Linked DNA regions of Homo sapiens: region 2 is linked to region 1. A link is a contact called in ENCODE Hi-C data. All regions are on one chromosome and are shown on one strand. Each heading gives the region's core, a stretch centred on a gene start or an enhancer-like site at or near the end of the contact. The rest is flanking DNA. Distances are from core to core; before and after follow the strand shown. Region 1 overlaps FGR (FGR proto-oncogene, Src family tyrosine kinase). Region 2 overlaps DNAJC8 (DnaJ heat shock protein family (Hsp40) member C8).

Region 1 (2,700 bases), core at 37-2,536:
TGTGGCAAAGGAAGTGGCCAGACCTCAGGAGGCTGGGTAGGGAACCCCAGAGCTGGGGAAGTAGGGGCCAGGGCTCTTCCCACGCAGAGCAGACTGGGCTGACCTAAGGTGGGAAAAGGCAGGATGTCCCCCTCACCGCCCCACTCCCCTGAGGGACCAGGGAGGGGGCTTCCTGTCTGGCCACACTGTGAAATCTAGACTCCCATCCCTTGGCTGCCCCTGGACCCCCGCCCCCCGCCGCCATGGCTTCCATCTCCTGAAAATCCTGAGTCCCAGGCCAGATGGCATCTAAAGAGCTGTGTTTTAGAGGCTGGTGGGTGGTTTTCAGCAACAGGTGGAAAACCACTTTTACCCACAAGAAGTGGAAAAAACTGCTAATGGCCTCGGGACCACATGGAGGGTAAAGGCCACCCCCGATCCTGCACACACCTGGCCTCACCACGGTGGTGGTGGAGTCAGACAGGGTTGGGTGGGTATGTCTTCTTCAGGAGGCAGTTTCGAGGCCTCAAGAAAGGATGGTGTGAGATGAAAGGGGGTTAATGAAGGCAGGGCACGGTGGCTCACGCCTGTAATCCCAGCACTTTAGGAGGCCGAGGTGGGTGGATCACCTGAGGTCAGAAGTTCAAGAACAGCCTGGCCAACATGACTAAACCCCATCTCTACTAAAAATACAAAAATTTAGCTGGGCATGGTGGCAGACGCCTGTAATCCCAGCTACTCAGGAGGCTGAGGCAGGAGAATTGCTTGAACCCGGGAGGCAGAGGTTGCAGTGAGCCGAGATCGAACCATCGCATTCCAGCCTTGGCGACAGAATGAGACACTGTTTCAAAAAAAAAAAAAAGAAGAAGAAGAAGAAGAAGAACAAAGAAAGAAAGAAAGGGAGTTAATGAGCAGTGGGGGCCTCAGCAAAGGCACTGGCATTCAGCCAGGTGGAGGGTCTCGGTGAGAGGACTGAGGGTGAGGGATGGAAGCCCGCCCGGTCTGAGGGATAGGGCCTAGTGAGAGATGCGGCACAGTGGGATGGGAGTCACCTGCAGACCTCAGCCTTGCTCCCTGACCCTCCAGCCCTGGCCTGCCCCCGGCCAGCCCAGAGCCTGGAGGAGAAGCCGGAACTCTTGCAGGATGGTGGTTTCCTGCCCCTGCCCAAAGTCCCGGTTCCCTTTTGATGAAATCCCCCAGGCGGCTGGGCCAGCTCAGCCCTCTCACCTCACCCTGGGAACTTCTCTTTCTTCTCAGCCCTGCCCAGTTCTGTACCCTCTGGTCCCACACCGTCACTGCCACGGAGGACCTTCCTCAAGGGAAAGGAGGGAAGTGAAAGTTCACTGGGCACTTACTGTATGTCTGATGCTTTCAGTGATGTGACCCCATTTGATGCTGAGAAGCAACCCCAGGAGGTGGACATTTGTATTCTTATTTTATAGGCAAAGATGCTGCCGCTCAGGGAGATGAACTGACTTGCCCAATGCCTTAAGCTAGTTGTCAGGCAGGCTAGAATTTGAGCCTAAATCTGCCTCTAGATCCCACAGATACTTGGTGAGGGTTGCGGGGGCAGGACATCCTGTGTCTACATCAAAGAACTGGCATAGCTTTGGGAAGTGTGGGCCTCGAAAAAGGATGGGTGGACCTGGGGTTCCTATGTCCAGCAGTAGGGGTGAGTGGGAGGCAGGGTCCCTCCCTGCTGGGTGACCAGCTGCCATATGACAGGGGTGGTGTGTTCGACCGGAAGTATGACATTCACTAGTTAGGAACAGCATGATCTCCTGCTCAGGCTTTGGAGAACACAGCAGTGGGGGAGGGAACAGAACTCTGGACTTGAATTAATAGTCCTGACTTTGAATCCCTTGTCTGGCTGTGTGATCCTGGGAAAGTAACTTCCCCCTATGCAAAAGAGAAGGTGGAGTGGTAAATGGTCCCTGGGGGCCATTCTGGTTTTGGTTATTGGTCACACTTGGCCACTGCACATCGGGCAAGAGCCACATGTCATGAAGCCCTCACAACAACTACTCAGAAGGTGCAGATGCAACAACTAAGGCTCAGAGGCTTATGTCAAAGATCCAAGGTCATAGAGCTACTGAAGAATGGAGCTGGGGAGGGCCACAGGGCAGATGTTGAAGTGAGGAGCACTGCGGTCCAGGGTTGGACCTCAGTTTGATACTTGTAACCTGATTTTGACCCTGATGGGGATCTCGGAGGCGACTCCTGTAAACCAGATGTTCAAGAGACATATTTATAAACAGAACCAAGTGCCCAGAATGATGCTGTGGCTACTCTCTGAGCTGCCCCCTTTCTGGTATTAGCAGGCAGCGAAGTTCAGTGCTGAGAAAAGAGAGACCTGGCTTCTTCAGATTCAGCGACTGCCTGAGAAAATCTGGGCAGATATGGCTCTCTCTCTCTCTCTCCTGCGCCCCTCCCTCCCCCCACCTGCGCCCTGCCTGCTGTATCAAGGATTTAGAGCATGAGGCACAGGGCTGAGAACACTAGGTGCTCCTTAAGAGACACACGTTATTGCAGGGGTGTCCAATCTTTTGGCTTCCCTGGGCCGCATTGGAAGAAGAAAAATTGTCTTGAGCCACACATAAAATACACTAACACTAATGATAGCTGATGAGCTTTAAAAAATTGCAAAAAAGGCCGGGTGCAGTGGCTCATGCCTGTAATCCCAGCACTTTGGGAGGCCGAGGCGGGCAGATCACGAGGTCA
Region 2 (2,700 bases), core at 143-2,642, 570 kb before region 1:
ATATCGATCAGAGTAATTCTTTTGTACATTGAAATGAGGGGCTTGGTTTAAAAAAAGACCTTTCCCTCTCCCTGCCCCTAGAACAACCAGTATTAGAAGGTGCCACCATTGGTGCTGCCTTCTCTTCCCACAGCCTGTAACTCAGTGTTTTGTACTTCACTGAATTGTGATGGTTAGAAACTTCGTGGATAGTTTGTGGAAATCATCCAATTAAACATACTGCTTAAAACAGTGTTGCTGTGACTTCAGAGACAAGCCTGGAAGGGGCACCTTAGGAAGCCCCTTCGCTTCAGTTGCTCGCTTCTGGGTGTGCTCCCTTCGAAGGCCCAGATAAGACAGGGAACACTTGTGAGCACACAGAGCAGCATCTGATGCCCTGTGGTGTTTGGCATGTGCCCCCTGTCTACTGACCAATCAGTGTGGCATGAGGCCCACGCCACCCAAACCTTTCACTTTCCAAAGAGCTAGCCGTCCTCCACCCAGTACCATGTCCTAGCCTGTCTGCATTTGTTAGTGGTAATATTCTTTATGTATAATAAATTTTTATACCCAAGCCATTGATGTACTTTTCCTTGTACTCTCCCTTGTGGGTCCCTTGTCTGGCTTGGCTGAACCCCAAAATGCTTTGGGGTTGGACAGACCTGGCTGAACCTTAGTTTCTTCATCTATGAAATGGGAATATGAATTACTGCAGCAGCTTTTAGGGCAGATTTGCCATGGCATATACAAGGTAACTACCATAGTGCTCCTTGGGTATTGCCAATATCCTATTATTTCTGTGTAAAATGAAGATACTGATTGTTTTGAGGATTAAATGAAGTAATATATGAAAGCGTCCAGCTCACAGTCTATGCTTAAATGTCCTGCTTGCTTTCAGGGACAGAATCAGCCCTCAGGAGGGGCCCAAAGTGAGAAGGGGAAAGGTGACACTTGAAATGTGAAGATACAGGAAACTAGGTGACTCAAAACTAGAGTTTTGCTTTTTGCAATGTCTTGTAGATGAGTAAACAGGCACAATGACTACGAAAGGCACCATGTCTTTTAGTATCATGAGAAGTGCAACTTTCATTTCTCTGTGGGAGAGGACAGAGGCTTGGGTGTCTTACTGTCCTTCCAAGTACCACTGAGCACATCCAAACCACATGTGAAGTAGAGCACAGTGATGAGTGGGTGGGTGGGTGGGTGTGCTTCTGGCTAAAACTGGACCAAGGCAGGGGGAGAAAATGTTTAGTTGCCCTGCAAAAGTGATACATGCCGTGAGGTAATGCAGTCCTGACTAGGGGGGCAGTGATTATCTTTTCTAGCCAAGCAAAGCCAAGCAACCCCATTTCAGTCCAGGATGTGGGTGCACACACCGCTTCCTTAGAGGTTAAGTGGTGGTGGTTCAGTTCAGCTATCTGCAAACTTACCTTTGCCCTCAAGGAGGCTGTGCCAGCAATTAGCTATGGGTGTTAGTTCTCACACTGCTATGAAGAACTACCTGAGACTGGGTAATTTATAAAGAAAAGAGGTTTAATTGACTCATGGTTTCACAGGCTTTACAGGAAGCATGGCTGGGGAGGCCTCAGGAAACTTAACAGTTGTGGCAGAAGGTGAAGAGGAAGGAGGCACGTCTTACATGGCCGGAGCAGGAGGAAGAGAGCGCAGGGAGAGGTGCTGTACGCTTTTAAACAACCAGATCTCACTATCTGGATAGTGATAGATAAGAACTCACTATCACAAGAACAGCAAAGGGGGCGGCCCCTATGATCCAAACATATGGATCATATGACCTCTTACCAGGTCCCTCCTCCAACGTGGGGGATTACAATTGGGCATGAGATTTGGGTGGGGACACAAATCCAAATCATATCAGGTGTGTTTATTCATTGAACAAATATGCTGGTTTAGAAATACAGTGGTGAACACTGCAGGACCCCTGTTGCCTGCCTCACAGCTGGGGCACACGGGCAAGAAGACTGTCCACTGCTCCGAGAAGGGGGCCCTTGATCTCATTTTTAGCAGCCAGGGAATGTTTCCTGAAGAAAGTGGCCCTTTTAAAAACTGGAACCCAGGGGCTGATGCATCAGTTAGGAGTGTTTTGGCTGCAAGGAATAACTGGCAAAAAGAATTAGAGGAATATTTTACTTCCATAAGTGGAGACAGGTGGTTTCAGGTATTGTTCATGGTGGAATCATTCATTCAGTAATACCTCCAGGGAAACAGGCTCTTACTATGCTTCTCCGTCCTCTGTGGAGGGTTTGGCATCTCATAGTTGCAAGAAGTTTCTAGCACCACATCTTATAACAACTACCAAACAGAAATAAGTCATCCAGGGAGCAAAATTTTTCCCAGAAGATGTCACTGGTTAGAAAATGGGTCACAGGGACCCCTCTTGGTAAGTTTGGCTGGGAGAGCTGCGAAGAACAGACAGGCAATATACCAAGCCTTACTCCTTGGGATTGGGCACCTGTTTCCAATAAAATTAAGTTGGTAAAGATGAAAGAATGCCTGCTGGAAAGGCCGGGTGGGGTGGCTCACGCCTGTAATCCCAGCACTTTGGGAGGTCAAGGCAGGCGGATCACAAGGTCAGGAGATCGAGGCCATCCTGGCTAACACGGTGACACCCTGTCTCTACTAAAAATACAAAAAATTAGCCGGACGTGGTAGCAGGCGCCTGTAGTCCCAGCTACTCGGGAGGCTGAGGCAGGAGAATGGCGT

What was found. A loop is a pair of places that touch in the nucleus more often than their neighbours do. Pooled maps may share reads with other maps.
Region 2: a map with no recorded cell type shows a loop between it and region 1 (19-fold over the local background). The contact joins two enhancer-like sites. A Hi-C loop is called at or near these places in 5 of 37 single-sample maps with no recorded cell type and 4 of 50 pooled maps.

What each region holds. Positions count from the first base shown.
Region 1 is chr1:27,630,282-27,632,981 of GRCh38, reverse strand. All of the region lies in intron 1 of FGR (FGR proto-oncogene, Src family tyrosine kinase), which reads left to right. Among named protein-coding and RNA genes, the nearest start is that of FGR, 3.6 kb to the left of the region's middle. RefSeq lists enhancers at 302-351, 752-891, 1,022-1,071, 580-1,080. Within about 2 kb of position 1,286, at least 25 of the 41 ENCODE cell types and tissues checked have a DNase peak (open chromatin) inside an H3K27ac peak, as active enhancers do.
Region 2 is chr1:28,198,410-28,201,109 of GRCh38, reverse strand. It overlaps DNAJC8 (DnaJ heat shock protein family (Hsp40) member C8), which reads left to right. Exons shown (of 9, transcript NM_014280.3): 9 at 1-832. Among named protein-coding and RNA genes, the nearest start is that of PTAFR, 23 kb to the right of the region's middle. RefSeq lists a silencer at 1,116-1,445. Within about 2 kb of position 1,392, at least 6 of the 41 ENCODE cell types and tissues checked have a DNase peak (open chromatin) inside an H3K27ac peak, as active enhancers do.